Regions from separate parts of the Mus musculus genome. Here region 1 is linked to region 2. The links are chromatin loops, found by intact Hi-C in ENCODE. Cell type or tissue: left cerebral cortex. All regions are shown on one strand.

Region 1 (8,000 bases), 89 kb after region 2:
GAAACCCTTCAACAATATCCAACAATTCTTCATGTTTAAAGTCTTAAACAGATTGGGGATACAAGAGAAACACCAAAGCATAGTAACAGCAGTTTACACCAAGTCCATAACCAATTCCAAGTAAATGGAAAGAAACTCAACAACATTAAAAATAAAAACCCAGTATGCCTCCTATATACAAATGACAAGTGTACTGTGAAAGAAATCAAGGAAGCAGCACCTTTGATAATAGCCTCAAATAATATAAAATATCTTGTGGTAATTCTACCTAAGAAAGTAAAAGGCATGTATGATAAGAACTTCTAATATTTGAAGAAAAACTTGATGATATCAAAAGACAGAAGGATCTCCCAATCTTGAGTATCAGTAGGTTTAGTATTATAAAAATGTCCATCCTACGAAAAGCCATGTAGAGATTGAATGCAATTTCCATCAAAATTACAAAACAATTCTTTATGGACCCTAAAAAGATAATTTTCAACTGCATACAGAAGAACAAAAAATCCAAGATATTTACAACAATCCAGAACAATAAAAATATTGCCATGTCTCACCATTCCTAATTATAAGTTGTACTGCAGAGCTTCAGCAATAAAAAATGCATGGTATTAGTATAAAAATAGACATGCTGATCAATAAAATCAAATAAAAGACCTAGACATTAATTTACACACATAATGGACACATGTCTTTTGGCAAAGAGCCAGAAATATACACTGCAGAAGGGAAGCATCTACAACAAATTGTGCTGGTCAACCTTGATGTCTGCTTGTAGACAAATGCAAATAGATTCACACTTACAACCCTGCATAAAACTCAAGACCAAGTGGATCAAAGATCTCTATGTAAAACCAGATACGCTGTACCTGATAGCAGAGAAAGTGGGGAATAGCCTTAAATGCATTGGCATAGGAGATTATACAATGAACAGAATACTGAGAGCACAAGAACTAAGATCAGCCATTGATAAATAGTGCCTCTTGAAATTGCAAAGCTTCTGAAAGACAAAGGATGATGTCAATAGTCCAATGTAGCAGACTACAGAATGGAAAAAGATATTTATCAACTCCACATCTGACAAAGGACTAATATCCAAAATATTTAAAGAACTAAAGAAACTAGCTATCAAAACAAACAAATGAACAAACAAAAACAAAACCCAAATAATTCAATTGAAAAATTGGGTGCAGATATACAGAATTCTTAATGGAAGAATATCAAATGATTGAGAACCACTTAAAGAAGTGTTCTACATCCTCAGGCATCAAGAAAATGCAAATCAAAACTACGTTGCAACTTCATCTTATACTTGTCACAATCAACAACATGTGCAACAGCTCATGCTGATAAGAATGTGGAACAAGGGGAACATTCCTCCATTTCTCAACAGAGTACATACTTGTAATGTCACTATGGGAATCAAATTTCCACAGAAATCAATATTTCTGGTTCTTCAGAAAGTTGAGGATCCATCTACCTCAAGACCTAGCTACAGCACTCTCGCACACATACCCAAAGGACACTTCATCCTACCACAAGGATACTTGTTTTTGTTCATTATAGTTCTATTAATAATAGCCAGAAACTGGAAACAACCTAGATATCACTCAACAACAATAACAAAAACAACAACAGCAATAAAAACAAAAACAAATAAAGAAAGTGTGGTATATTTACACAATGCTATAATTACTCATTTTAAAAAAGACACCATGAAGTGTGTAGGAAATGGATGGAACTAGAAAAAAAAAACAATCATATATGAGTTAACCCAGACCCAGAAAGATAAATATGATATGTATTCACTTATTAGCAAGCTACAATCTATAGACTCAGGGAAATTAGGTAAGGAAGAGGAAAATAGAATAAATTTTACAGCAGACTGGAGTAGGTGGGAACAGAAGTGGGGATATCATCAGGCAAAGGGACAATTTGGTGGAAGGAGCAACTGTAGAAAAATAGAATTGGGGACATTTGAAGGGCAACATGGAAACCTAGTACAGTGACAACTTTCTGGAATCGATGAAGGTGATCCTAATAAAGACTCAGAGTTATGGGGGATACAGACTTTAAACTGACCAAGATTTCCAGCAGTGGGACTGCATTGCATCCAGTTGAGTTGTTGGACAAAGAGGTTCCATTGAAATCCCCAAATAACCTAGTCAGATGGGTTGCTCTCAGCAAACTGAAAGTGGAGCCCCATTGCCTAGGGCAGCATCCACACAACTCATTGAATATGGAGAAGTCAATCAGGTACCTACATGAAGCCTTTTCCATTATGTTCTAGTCTCTGTGTTGCAGAAAGGTACTCTTCAGGCTATCAAAAAACTTGAATACCAACCCACCTAGAAAATATTTGCCCTACAGTCTGTTCTTGTAAGATATGGTACAACAATGGAGCACTTGTGGTAACAGAGAGGTAATATCTGCTTTGGCTTAAGACCCACTCCACAAGAAGTAACCCATATCCAACACTGCTTGGACAACCCAGCACCAGAGACTAGATAGCCTGGAAACCAGAGTCTGAAAAGATGTTCTGTTAAATGACTCCTAATAATGTTTTGCTATACTTATAGATCAGTGCTTTATACAGTGATCATTAGAGAGGCTTCCTCTGGCAGCAGATGGGAACAGATGCAGAGGCACACAGCCAGACCTTATGTGGACCGAGTCTAAATGAAATGTCTCCATCAAATCCCTACCCTCAGAACTTAGGGACTCCTGTAAATGAGGAGGCAAAAGAGGGAAAGAGCCAGAGGAAATGGTGAACACCAGGAGAGCAAGGACCTCTCTGAATCCCCTAAGATAAGTACCTAAGAGCGAGCAGAGATTCTGCAGCAGCAAGCCCGGGGCTTCCATGGGTCTGGGTTAGGGCCTCTGGACATGGATTTCAGCTATTAGCTTTGTATTTTTTATGGGACTCTTGAGTGAAAGAATGAGTGGGTCTCTGGCTCTTGTGTCTGCTTTGGGGACTCTTTTCCTACTGTTGGGTTGCAGTGTTCAACTTTGATACCGTAGGTTTTGTCTTGTTTTGTTATCTCTTAGAAACCTGTTCTTTCCTGAGAGACAAAGAGTAGATTCACAGGGAAGGGCCTGTTGGGAGAAACTGAGAAGAAGAGAGGAAGGAGAAATTATCATCTGGGCATAGTGTATGAGAAAATAATCTGTTTTCAACAAAAGAAAAAAATCAAAAGAGGATTGAAAGAATACAAACAAGCTAAGCTTTGTTAAGTTTCTCTTCTTATTCCTCTGTCTCCCTCTTAAGATCTTGGAGAGTTAGAAACTTCAATTTATCTTTTTTAATCAATAAAAAGTTTGTAAGCAGACTGTATATCTATATGTTTAGTGCCTATGCATGTCTAGCCTGATATGTGGCTTAAGGGTCTCCTATATGTGGCACAGGGTGGAAAGTTCCATGCTGGAGACCAAATGTGCTTGGAGATTCTCATGGAAGAGCCGAGAGAGAACAAGCTGGAGATCTTTATGGAAAATGAAACAAACCAGATGCAGAAAGGCGAAGACAGCTTGTTTTCTGCGGTACTAGCCTAGATTAAACTGTGTTTGAGTAAATGGGGTCAGGGTCTGGGACTAGAAATGGAACCATGGAAGGAAAGGAGCAAATCTTTAGGAAGGTACACTGCCAAAATGCAGAAGGGGATAATCTGGGGAAGAGCAGGACCTACAACAGTAGTGTAGGGAATGAGTGGAAAGTGCCAAATATATGCATAAATATTTGTGAAAAAACATGGACATGAAAGTGCCCGTTAATCAAATTCACTAAATTATATACTAACCCTAAAAGTTAATAGGGAGGGAGGGAGAGTGCAAAGTGATGATGGAAAGGCTTCTTAGCATGGTCAAGGGCTGCGGTGTTCAGTTCTCTAACACTACAAAAGGGGGTAGGGGAGAATCAAGACCAGGGTGTTCTTTCTGTGAAGAATCTGTGGATTCACTTAATTCACTGTGAATAGCACTCAAAGCTGGTGAGCTCTTATAAAGAGGCCAGAGCGCTCCCTGGCGTGCAGCCCAGAAACATGGGCTGATACTGTTCCTGTTTCAGAAAATTGCAATCAGTGGTGAAAGGTTGTTTATAAAACGGGAGATCAGATGCACATGATACTCTCTGGGTTGCATGCAAATCACAAGCCTAGAACCAGAGAAATACTTTGTTTATGAGCAAGGTTCTTAGCTAGTCCATACATGCTCAAGTGGCTTCCCCACCCCCAAAGGAATAGTCTCCAAAGGCTAAGACTTGGAACTTGGAGAGGGGCGTGACGGAGAGTCTTGAGGCGGGGCCAAGGGGATGTTTGGGTCCTTAGGAAGACTGGGTAAAAGTGAAAGAGCTCTGGAGACAAAGCTCTGTTAAGACTTAGGGAAGCAGATAAACAAGGCGGGCCAAAGTTGCTGAAGTGAATAGAGCAGGGAGGAGGAGTCTGCAGGCGACAGATTGGAGGGGCCCTGTAGCGATTTGGGGGTTTAAACCACAGGCCTGGTTCATTCTGGGAACTACAGGCAGTGTCCTTGGGGAACTGCCTCAGTTCAGATTCTCATTCCTCCAAGAGCCTGCTCTGATATCAGCCATGCTTGCGGCAGCCGGCTCCCTAGTGGCTGCCATTTGGGCTGCGCTCCATCTCCGGATTTTGCTGCTGTCTGCTGTCACCTTTCTGTTCCTGGCTGATTTCCTCAAAAACCGTCGCCCCAAGAACTACCCGCCAGGGCCAATGCGCCTTCCTTTCGTGGGTTGCTTGTTCCATTTGGACCCCAAGCAGCCCCACCTATCCCTTCAGCAGGTAGGAAGAGGCAACACTGCCTGGCTGCATCCTGAAACTGTATATTGCCATCAGGAACTCGAGGATGTAGCCGAAGGCTGTTGCTGACAGCCCACTAACCCAGAGATAAGGTCTTACAGGTTACAAACAGTTGTAGATTTTCTTGATATCTGTCGATGAAAGATTCCCAGAGTGATTTTATGGCCAGAAAACTTACTGTCTCTGATTTTAAAGTCTTTTAAGTATGTCAAGGTAGATTTGATGACGTAATAATTTATCCTCATAAACACGTTATGTTGGAGTAAGAAATAGGATGTCCCAGATGTTGGTTACACTACCTATCCAGTTTTGTTTTGTTTTGTTTTGAAAGTGTGTTCTCCTCTTGACCTGTGTACATATCAGTTCTCTGATTTGTCTTATTGAGCCTAGTTTGGTCCTTTTGCATCTTTGATGACTGCTCACCTACTGACTTTATCTAATCCAGAGAAAGATGCACTGAAGTTTCCAGCTCCACTAAAAGTCTGCCTGTTTTCCCACTGAGTTGTTGTAGCTCTCCCGCTTGTCCTGGAAAAATGGTTATGAGTACATAGTACCTGTATAGGACTGGAAGGTCTTTCTGCTCTATGACCCTCTTCCCACGTGATATTTCTTATCTACAGTAATTTTCTCTGTTTAGATAGTGAATACTCTGCCATGTGTGACCATCCCTGTCACTTTCCAGTATTTGTGAAGATTGGCTATGTCTGATTATTTATTGCTAATTTGAGGATTTAAACCCATATTTTTCCTTCTGTTCTCCCACCCATTTTTTTTTTAAATTCTGAGTTCTCTGTGTGTTTTTTAGACACTTTCCAAATACTTGCCTCTCTATTCCTCTTTGCTCTTTTCTTATATCTCCTGGATATCCTTGTATCATCCTCCCAGCAGCTGCTCAGTGTTTGTTATTCATTGCTCACATTCGACTGACTTTGTTAACACTATTTTTTCAGGGGAAGCAAAACAACTACAAAACTAGAGGACCCTATCCTCTCTCTATGGCCCAGCTGCCTAAGGTGTTTCCTCCACACACACTAAGAACTACACCAGACACTAACCTGCTCTTCAGTGTCCTGTGCAGCTGGAACTTAAAGGCGGAAAAGCCTCTTGTCTTTGCTCCTTACTCCTCTCCCATAGATTCATTGTTGTTTTGGTTTGTTTTGTTTTTGTTGTTGTTGTTGTTTGTTTTGGGTTTTTCGGTTTTTTTTTTTTTGACATTTCATGTTCAATTTTTTTTTTCTGACTTTCAGTACTTACTTTCCCTGTTTCTTCAGAGGTGGCTTTGGCAGAAGGAAATTTCTTAGCTTTACCCCACCTCAGAATGCCCCCCACTAATTCCCACACTGTCTTTCTCCTGATTGTGGACACTTGCTTGTCAATCTGCTGCTCTTAACAGATTTAGATGTCTCCCACTTAACTCTAGACTTTGTAGTTTCTGATGAGAAATAATTTCCAATTTCTTTCTAAGTGACATCCTCCCCCACCACCACCACCGGCCATCTACTTTCAATTGGTTTTGTTTGTTTTAACTTTCAATTTGATTATGATGTTTATTTGGTTTTTGATTCCTTTGCAGATTTTATGCACCTTTTACATAGATTTTTTTATGTTGCCAAATTGAGAAGTTTTAGCTATTCTTCACACATTTCATTGTCTATATCCCTCTCCACACAAATACGCACACATACTATTTTTCTGGAAAAGTTATTGCCTATATCTGCCTCCTGTTTTTCTGGGGCAACTGGATGTTGATGAATATTTTTATTTCATATACATATATATATATATACATATACATATATATAATCAATACTAATTAAAGAAGAAGAGGTCATGAATTTTAGAAAGAGGAATTAGGGATGACCCTGAAGGGGTTGGAAGGTAAAGAGAGAGGGGTGAAATTATTTCAATACATATTTGTGTATGAGATTCTAAAAATCAAAAATTTATATTTAAAAAATAAAACAAATTCAGATTATTAGCCCTTCTCCCCTCTGCTGATGGCAGGGTAAATTGGAACACTTTTTTCTCTCTTCTCTCTGTGTACCTCTGACACTTCTTAGGCTTAGGAACTTAAAGTCAGGGAAGTCTTTCAAGGTCACATTGCTTGGAATTTATGGCTCAATGCCGTGCCTCACTAATTCTAGGTGTCTTACTTTTGTTTATTTGGAACATTCACTCCTTGAATCTTGCAGCACTTGGGGAAAGAAGACATTATCTTTAGTACCTAGGTTTAGAACACTGGTTCTCAACCTTCCTTATGCCCTGATTCTATAACACAGTTTCTCATATTGTGGTGACCCCCAAGAATAACATTTTTTGGTTGCTATTTCATAATTGTTTTTGATGGGCTCAGGCAGCCACTATGAAAGGGGTCGTAGCTCACTGTCTTAGATTCTGTTTCTCCCTCAAGAATAAGCATACGATCCAGATGTGCACTCATTGCCAGTTAGGACCCCCTTAACTTAAACTAAAATTTCACTTATTCCTAGAACAGGCTTGTCAATATTATAAATGAGCCAATAAATCTTTTTTGAAAAGCTTAAAACACTCATGGACACATTCATGAAAACAGAGTTAAAAACTGATCTACATTTCTATGTGTACATTACTTACATCTAGAAGAAATGATAGTTACCGAATCTGTCCTTAGTAGAGACACTGGACAAGGCTTGTTAGAGGTGGAATGAACTTAAAACTGGACTTTTGGTTAAAAGTTAAAGAAAGGCTGCATATAGGCTCTATTGTAATTTGTATATAAGATTCCAAGATGAAACCAAAACATTACATTTATTTGAAATAGTTTATATAGGACTGGAGCTCTGTGACCAGTTCTATAGGGTGTGCATACACAAACATGATAAATGAGGATTGGACCCCTTCTGTTTGAAACCACTGTTGGAACTAGACATGACTCAGAAGAACAAGAGGCAGAAGTGGGGTCTTCAGAAACTCTTGAGTATACATGGGGAAGAAACGTTGATACTGCTCATACATAGTCATTCAGCTCAATTTTCACAGAGTGGCACATGCTGCATCATCATGGACATTCACTTCTTTGATTCTCTGGTTCCCTCTTCTTCTACCTGAACTCTCCATCTCTCACACTCATGCCTGCATCACTAAACTGTGAGGTCATTGTATATCTCAGGATCATGCCTTTTTCCTCACATCTTTCATAATGTTTGGGGATTC
Region 2 (8,000 bases):
GATGTAGTGGTATGCACCTGTAAACCCAGCATTGGAAGGATGGAGACAGGCGAGTTCCTGGGCCTTACTGGGAGCTAGTCAGGCAAATAGATCAGTGGCAGTTCCTATTTCAAAATATTAGGTGGAAAGTGATAACATAACTTCCACAAAGTCACCCACACACCTAAACACGTACACAATATACACTAAGCATAATAATAGTAATAATAATAATACAGCAATCATTGAAATGAGGCACCCAAACAAGCTAAAAGTAGAAGAATGTTGACCTAAAAATCTCAAAAGTGCAAAAATAACTCTCCTCTCATTGAAAATATGACAATATAAGGTCTACTTTAGATTCTGCATAAGATATGTAAGTATTGTTTGTGCAGTCTGTACCATACATGGCTTATGAATATGTACTATTGTCATCTAAATAAACCTGTGTTATAGGTGCATAGAATTCAGCCATCTGAAGTAACTCTAGCAGGAGACAGACATCCCAAGCCTAGTGAATTTGTTTGGAAATCCCATTCTAACTCCTACTGGGTAGCTGATTGAAGAAGTAAAAACTTAATTGGAAATCCATCAATGGGCTACTTAAGTGCCTCAAGTTGTAAACAGGAGCTGGAGCAAGTTGTTTTTAATAGCATAAAGTTCTTAGTTTAAATTGAAAGTAATAACATTTTAGGCTATGGGTGCTAGTACTTGGAGATAATCCCAACACCTGGGAGGTGGAAGTTCAAGTTTTGAGAATTCAATATCAGTTTTGGCTACATGGAAATTTCAGCATTAGATGAAACCTTGAATGAGACTATATCTGTCTATCTATCTATCTATCTATCTATCTATCTATCTATCTATCTATATGCATGTACATGTTATAAATATACATATGTACATTTACATGGGCTGGGGATGTACCTCAGTGGTAAAAATGGATGAGTGCTTGCTTAGCATGCACAAGGCCTTACATTCAATCACCACCACTCTCCTCCAAAAAGAATATTTTAAATCACAAAGTGTACTCCGTTTCTTGAGATCCTAGGCTTTGGGAGATACAAAAGCCAAACCAAACACTGTCTGACTCTCACATAGTGGACTGTCAGTGTCTACAAATGTTTTACCTGAGCTTCCCAGATAGAGATAGGCTGCAATCGATGTGGTGGCATAATGTGTTGACACCACAAGTCCATATAATTAGAACTTCGGTGAGCAGGAAACAGATGGCTTTAGTTGGAAGTCAGGAAGGAAGGCAGGAAGGGAGGGAGGGAGGAAGGAAGGAAGGAAGGAAGGAAGGAAGGAAGGAAGGAAGGAAGGAAGCATTCGACTCAGATCACAAAGAGCTGGGAATGCTGTGTTAGCTAACGAGTCCTTGCCTTTTCCTGAAGTCACTTCAAATCACTTGTTTTTCAATAAATACACTGGTATGGGCAGAGTTTTGCCCACCACTTATGTGTGAAGCATAGTGTTTGGAAGAAAACAGGAAAAGCTCATTTCCAGCATCTAAGGAATATGGCTTGTTTTGTAGTTTCACATTATGACCACAAGAGGGTATTATAATACAAAGCTGTCCTATCTCATATGTGCTGGCAACCAAATTTCCAGTGAATTTTCCAAATCACTGCTCTTGGGTGCTGTTCGGTGTTGTCTGAATGCACTTTTAGAAACAATAATAATACTTTTAGAGTTTTTATTATGACTTGATATTCTCCAGGTTGAATTCCAATGTGTTCTTCTAGTTTTCAACTTCACAGATAATTCACACTGAGGCTGTTGCCCAAGGCTCAGCAGCAGCCACTGACATTCGTTCTAAAGAATTGCTTTGCAGATATGAAAAATAATCCCTAAGGAGGAACGTGGCCAGAAGGAACACAGTTGTGAAATAAAAATAGCTAGATAGCATTGTGTCCAAATCCTGTCTTCGCCACTAAATGGTTAGATCACTTGGAAAAATGTTTGTCCCCCAGGTCTCAATTTGCCTGTGTCACCTTCTTTACACCAAATTCATTTCTAAAATTTATTTTAAAATGTTCCAGTGGTTGCCAGCTGTAGATAAAAACCACAGGTCTCCGACGGCATAGTTATAATTTTAAAGATTAAATTTTCATAGTTAGCAATAGTTTTGGGGCTAATGAGACTGTAACAAACACTTCTGCTAGTATAGATTATTCTATTTTTACCTTATGAACTCTAATCTTCTAAAATCTTTGATGCACTCTTTTGATTTTTGGGTATTTACTTCAGAGTATGAATATATTTTTTAAATCTATGGACTTAGTCAGCAAAAAACAACTCTTGAGTGTTTACTGTGTCTAATCACTAGCAATATCACCAAGACCCCAGCAGGCTGAAAATTGTCCTTGAGGAGTTAAGTTTCTAGTGGGAAGTAGAATAGATCCAGATGTGATCTGGGCTGCGTGAAACTGCTGAAAGGAGAGGGGTGAGGTTTGTGCAAGTGACTGAAGAAACCCAGTTGAGCTGGTTTTTGAGCAAAGCTTCTAAGGACATGTGTATAAAGCCACCTAGCTACTGAGGCTGCAAGTGGGGAAGGAATTATGAGACTGGCATATGCCTGCTGCCTCACTGAGGGAGAATGACTACAGGAGAATTAACAGGATGTAGTGATTACAAAGGTCTGGGGGATTACAAAGCCCAAATCATAGGGGCCATTCTGGATATGGTGAAACCTTTAGGAGAAACTGGTAGACAGCTGTTTGAATAGCTCTCTGATACAATCTGATTTTGTTTATAATGAGGTACTCCAGGAAGAATAGGCATGAATGTCCACAGGATAAGCACAGGAAGAGCTGAGGGCTTTAGCAGCGGAGATGGTGTGAAGAGGCTGGAAGATCAATCTATTTTGAGGTTAGATTCAGTTGTATTTGGTAATTCACATTTAAGTTTAGGAACTAAGCAACACACATCAGACGTTTCAGCCCCAGGATCAGAGGAATGGAGTTCTCACCCCTGAAAAGAAAACCTGAGAGGGAAGCAGACTGGATAGTTAACTCACCAAGATACTCTGAGAACTTCCTACTTGCTAGGCTACAGGATGCCTAAGGGGATAATGAAAATCACAATTAAAGAATGCTTAGAAAACTTAACCTGGTGCTACACACCAGTAATCCCAACAGTTAAGAGGCTAAGACAAGAGAATAGCCACAAGTTTGAAGTTAGTCTAGTCTATACAGCAAGTTCCAGGCCAGTTAGTGCTACATAGAAAGATTGTCTTAAAAGCAAACAAAAGAATTGCCAGAAAATATCTAAAACAAATCAGAGTGGAGTGAGATACCTAACATTAAAATTTATTAACACAAATAACTACATTTCTGTAATTTCAATATCAATAGTAATATTAAAACCAATGAAAATTCCCCATAACTAGTGATAGATAGGTTGGTGATTGATAGACAGACAGCTGGACAGATGATCAATAGATAGATAAATAGATAGATAGATAGATAGATAGATAGATAGATAGATAGATAGTAGATGATAGGCAGACAGATTGATAGAATGATAGGTAGGTAATAGATGATAGACAGATATGTGATAGCTATAGATGATAGATGTGTGTGTGTGAGATAAATAGGTAGAAAACAGAGAGAGAAACTTTACTTTTGTGAGAAATAGCAACTAATGTGCTTTTTAAGAGGTATGGCTTCAGTCCAGATACAAGGACACAGTAAGCTCTAGAGCCCAAGGAATCTATCTCCTCCCTTTAACTGCAGTTAGCATTTCTGGATCCATAGTATTCAAATGTGAATTGTTGTTCCTGGTCAGAAAGACCTGTATGGCCACAAAACATCTAGAGGTCAGCAGTAGCACTTGTTTGTTGAATCTTGACTGATTTTTCTCAATATATTCAGGGTTATCTGATTTTCATGTCTGTTATTAGTTGATTATGAGCTTTCTCCAATGTACACATAAATTTGAAAAGAGCCAGGACATTTGTTCAGGACCCTGTTGCCTATATAGACAAGCAAACAGGAGTAAGACAGCCTCACCCTTAATAAAGGCTCAATAAACATCTGTGAGAGAGGAAGAAAACATGCTTATCAGCTATAATAAACCTATTTATGCTCTTGCCACTTACACTGAACTATGGCCAAGTAAAAATAGCCTACACACCTTATCACAGGGCCTAAGTCACAGTAATAGTTGCTTCAACAATCCATTTATTGAGCTAACTTGTTATGGTCTTTAACATCCTAACTTTATGTGGAACAACACAGAGGTAAAATACAAAATACCAAAGCCTGCTTCCAGTTTTTCTAATCTGTCTGCTATATTCCTTTTCCACAGTTCTTATCATCTGTCAGCTGGGATATGTGTGCTTAACAACATATGTATGTTCATATAAGTATAAATGTGTGTATTCATAGTATTCTTGTGTGTGTATATATGTGTTTGTGTGTACAAACATATGTGTATATACAATTTTCATATTTCATTCTACATATAAAACATGCTATATGTGTTAGCATGAATTTAAATATAAATATAGATATATAGACATATTTTTGACCCTTTAGTCTCTTTCTTCATTCATATGTTAACAGCTCCCCAGTTTTATTGAGAGGCTACATATTTTCCACTGTGAAACTTCTTGATGAGTTTATAATCAAGCCATCTGTGATGGGTTGTTCTAATGCTCCACTGCACACAGTTTATGATGACCTTGGAAGAGAATCTCAATGAAGGATTTATAAATTAGTTTGGCCTAAGGGATGTCTGTAAGAGAGGATCTTGATTATGTTAATTGCAGAGGGAACATCTGATCCTCTGGGTGGCGCCATTCCCTGGGAAAGAGACTTTGCTGTGGAAAACAGGAGCAGAGCAGTTGCTGCCAGCATGCATGGTGTAATTCACTGCCCTCTGTGGATGTACCAAATTAAGTTGCTTCAAGTTCCTGCTACCTTGACTTTCCAAAGATGATTGACTGTACCATGAAACTGTGAGCCAAATAAGCCAGTTCTTCTATAATTTGCTTTTGTCCAGATATTTTATCACACAACTAAGACATTGCCTAAGTCTCCTAGCAGAGGAGCAAACACATGACCTAAACTTTATGTCAGACCCTGATACCTAGAAATATTTTCTACCTTGGATGTCCAGTAGCTACACTGGGCTGCGACTCAGGGAAACAATTCTTACTATGCCTTCTCACCCTAAACACGATCACTACTGTCTTAGCACTCTTCCAAGCACTGCAGCAACCTACTTGCCTTTACCATTCCTTACTACCTATACTCACGGGGAACTTTGCTCTCCCTTGTTCCTTGGTTCAAATTTAAATTAATTCCTTCCTGTAGACCCTATCAGCATTCCCTTCTAGCTAATCCCCATTTGCTTTTATCAGCCTCCAATACCTAGAAACACTATCTACCTGATGCTTCCAGTGGTCATATCATGCTGGGAATATGATTGTGGCTCTCCTTCCTGTCTTCCATATGACTTCCCCTGTCTAACTCTGAGTCCTGGAGCATCAGTTTAAAGGATTGTGCACTCTCATTTCAATTCCATTCACTAGAGACTTCAACTCTTGATATGGATACAGGTCCCCTGTAAAACTTTTATTCCAGTGTCTCCAAACATTTTCTTTGTCTCATGATACCCTACGTTCAGGAGTGCCTCTTCCAAACATATCTCCTTACACCCTAAGGCCCTAGCCTCTTGGTGTAAACAGTATCACCTCACCTCTTTCTTTCAACCTGACTAAGCCTTTCCTCCTAGTTCATCTCTATTACTCTCTGCTACCCATCAACCTGCAAAGCTCTCTCTACCAGGGAACTAACAGCTCCCACGCTTTACTAAGATGCAAAGAGGGTGACAAAAAACAAGAATGGAGCACCCATGACAAGAAAGGCCAGACCAGGTATCAATCCAAAGAATCATATATAGCTGACACACAAAACAAAGACCTCAAAATGCTTATTATGAATACAGTAAAGAATCTTTGAAAAGATATGATTAGATCACTTAATGAAGTCTGTGAAAACCCAACAGTTATATGAAACAAGGGAAACAATTTAAGAAACAAAAGTGGAATTTACCAAATAGAATCGATAAAACACACACACACACACACACACACACACACACAGACACACACACACACACACACAATGGATATCTGTAGCATGTAATTATTAAAAAAAGAATCCACACTATTTCTGGCTAGGCACCAGGTTTGAAAATGGAAGAGGGAACACAGGAGAAATGAATGCCCTGGTCTTTAGACTGTGAGAGGCAGGAGCAATATAGCAGGCAATGTGTAGACCAGAACTGTTAGATATGATAGCAGAATCCACCACCAAAAGGTTTCTAACATAGAATAGTCATGAGTTTAGGATGATAGATTCCATGTCCAGAGGTTGTGTTATCTGTTGATTCTAAACTAAGGTTGTCTATTGTTTATTGTTATTGAGCCAGCAGTCTCGTTCCATTCTCAGTCCAGCACATAGCCTGAGAGCACATGTTTTCCCTAGCCATTGCCTCTACCACCAGCACTGGCTCTGCCTCTCCAGAGCTCCAAAATCACTCTCTTAGTCCTCTTGGCTAGCTGCTGCCAAACTGCACGCCAAAATTGCTGCTTCTAGCAGAGGGCACACTCTAGTCAACCTATGCTCCCCTGCGGTTACCTTTCCTCTGGAGCTCAGTTGAGTTGCTCAGTTGAGTCACTCAGTTGAGTCATGCAAAATGGAAAACAATAGACAACCTCCAAACTTTGTCTCTATAACTCCTTCCATGGGTGTTTTGTTCCCAATTCTAAGAAGGGGCAAAGTGTCCACACTTTGGTCTTCGTTCTTCTTGAGTTTCATGTGTTTAACAAAGTTTTCAGGCCCAGGAACCTCTGTAAATACCTTGGTTGTTTATTATTTTGTGCCTTCAGCCTTGAAAGGAGAGGAAAGATGAGGTAAACTGGAGTGATCAGTAAGAGTGTCAGTGTTAGACAATTATTTCTTAAAGACTTTGCAACTGAGTAAAATTCTGACTCAAAGTTTAAAGTATAAATATGTCAGCTCTGACTTTTAGGTATTTTTATAACTAGTTAAAACCAAGTCAAGCTTGAGAGTTTACATGTGAGAGGCTTTTCTCTAGTTCCTTCATTGGGGACCCTGTTCTCAGTCCAATGGATGGTTGTGAGTATCCACTTCTGTATTTGTCAGGCACTGGCAAAGCCTCTCAGGAGACAGCTATATCAGGCTCCAGGCCTGGGTTTGGTGATTATATATGGGATGGATCCCCAGGTGGGGCAATCTCCAGATGGTTATTTCTTGAGTCTCTGCTCCACATATTTTAACTCCTTCCATGGGTATTTTGTTCACCCTTCTAAGAAGGATTGAAGTACCCACACTTTCGTCTTCCTTCTTCTTGAGTTTCATGTGGTTTGTGAATTGTATCTTGTGTATTCCAAGCTTCTGGGCTAATATCCACTTATCAGTGAGAGCATATCATGTGTGTTCTTTGTCATTGGGTTATCTCAGTCAGGATCATATCCTTCAGATTCATCCATTTGCCTAAGAATTTCATAAATTCACTGTTTTTAAACTGGTTCGTTCTTATTTTTGGTACATTTTTTTTTTACCAAATATTAAATACTTCCAGATTACCCCTGTTTGGTTTTGTAAGCAGGGTATGAGATAAGCCAAACCTAAGGTTTGGTCTGTTGCTATGTATTATAATGCTACGTTCTATAGCTGAATGTCTAGGCCTATGAATTCATTCTCACATTTATAAACTTTTGTTGTGAAATCATTGTTCCTTGATTGAAAACTATTGGTTAAATAAAATTGGCTACAGCCAATTACTGGAGGGGTTAAAAGCTGGTGGGTTTTTAATTACCTGGATGGAGGTAGAGAAGAGTAAAAAGTGATGAAAGGAACCTGGAAAATGGGATAACACTTGAAATGTAAATAAAGGAAACATCCACAGCAGCCTTAAGCACATACACACATTGTATTCTCTCTTCCCTTTTCTCACTCCAACTCTTTGCCCTAAGAAAATAGATG

Evidence for each region. Hi-C counts contacts between places; a loop is a spot of excess contacts. Peaks named below come from ENCODE experiments on the same cell type or tissue, not always from the same donor. Only the 100,000 strongest peaks of a DNase experiment are listed, where the experiment ranks them.
Region 1: a loop joins it to region 2, with 4 times the contacts of the local background. A loop is called at or near these places in 5 of 42 quality-filtered maps.

What each region holds. Positions count from the first base shown.
Region 1 is chr4:96,587,926-96,595,925 of GRCm38, reverse strand. It overlaps Cyp2j9 (cytochrome P450, family 2, subfamily j, polypeptide 9), which reads left to right and starts at 4,441. Exons shown (of 9, transcript NM_028979.2): 1 at 4,441-4,790. The coding sequence starts at 4,581. In left cerebral cortex, CTCF peaks have their summits at 4,018 and 4,596; DNase peaks (open chromatin) are centred at 4,055 and 4,279; H3K4me3 peaks cover 1,803 bases; H3K27ac peaks cover 2,147 bases.
Region 2 is chr4:96,677,223-96,685,222 of GRCm38, reverse strand. No RefSeq gene overlaps it. Among named protein-coding and RNA genes, the nearest start is that of Cyp2j5, 17 kb to the right of the region's middle. In left cerebral cortex, CTCF peaks have their summits at 1,531 (motif pointing right) and 4,756; DNase peaks (open chromatin) are centred at 1,585 and 4,793.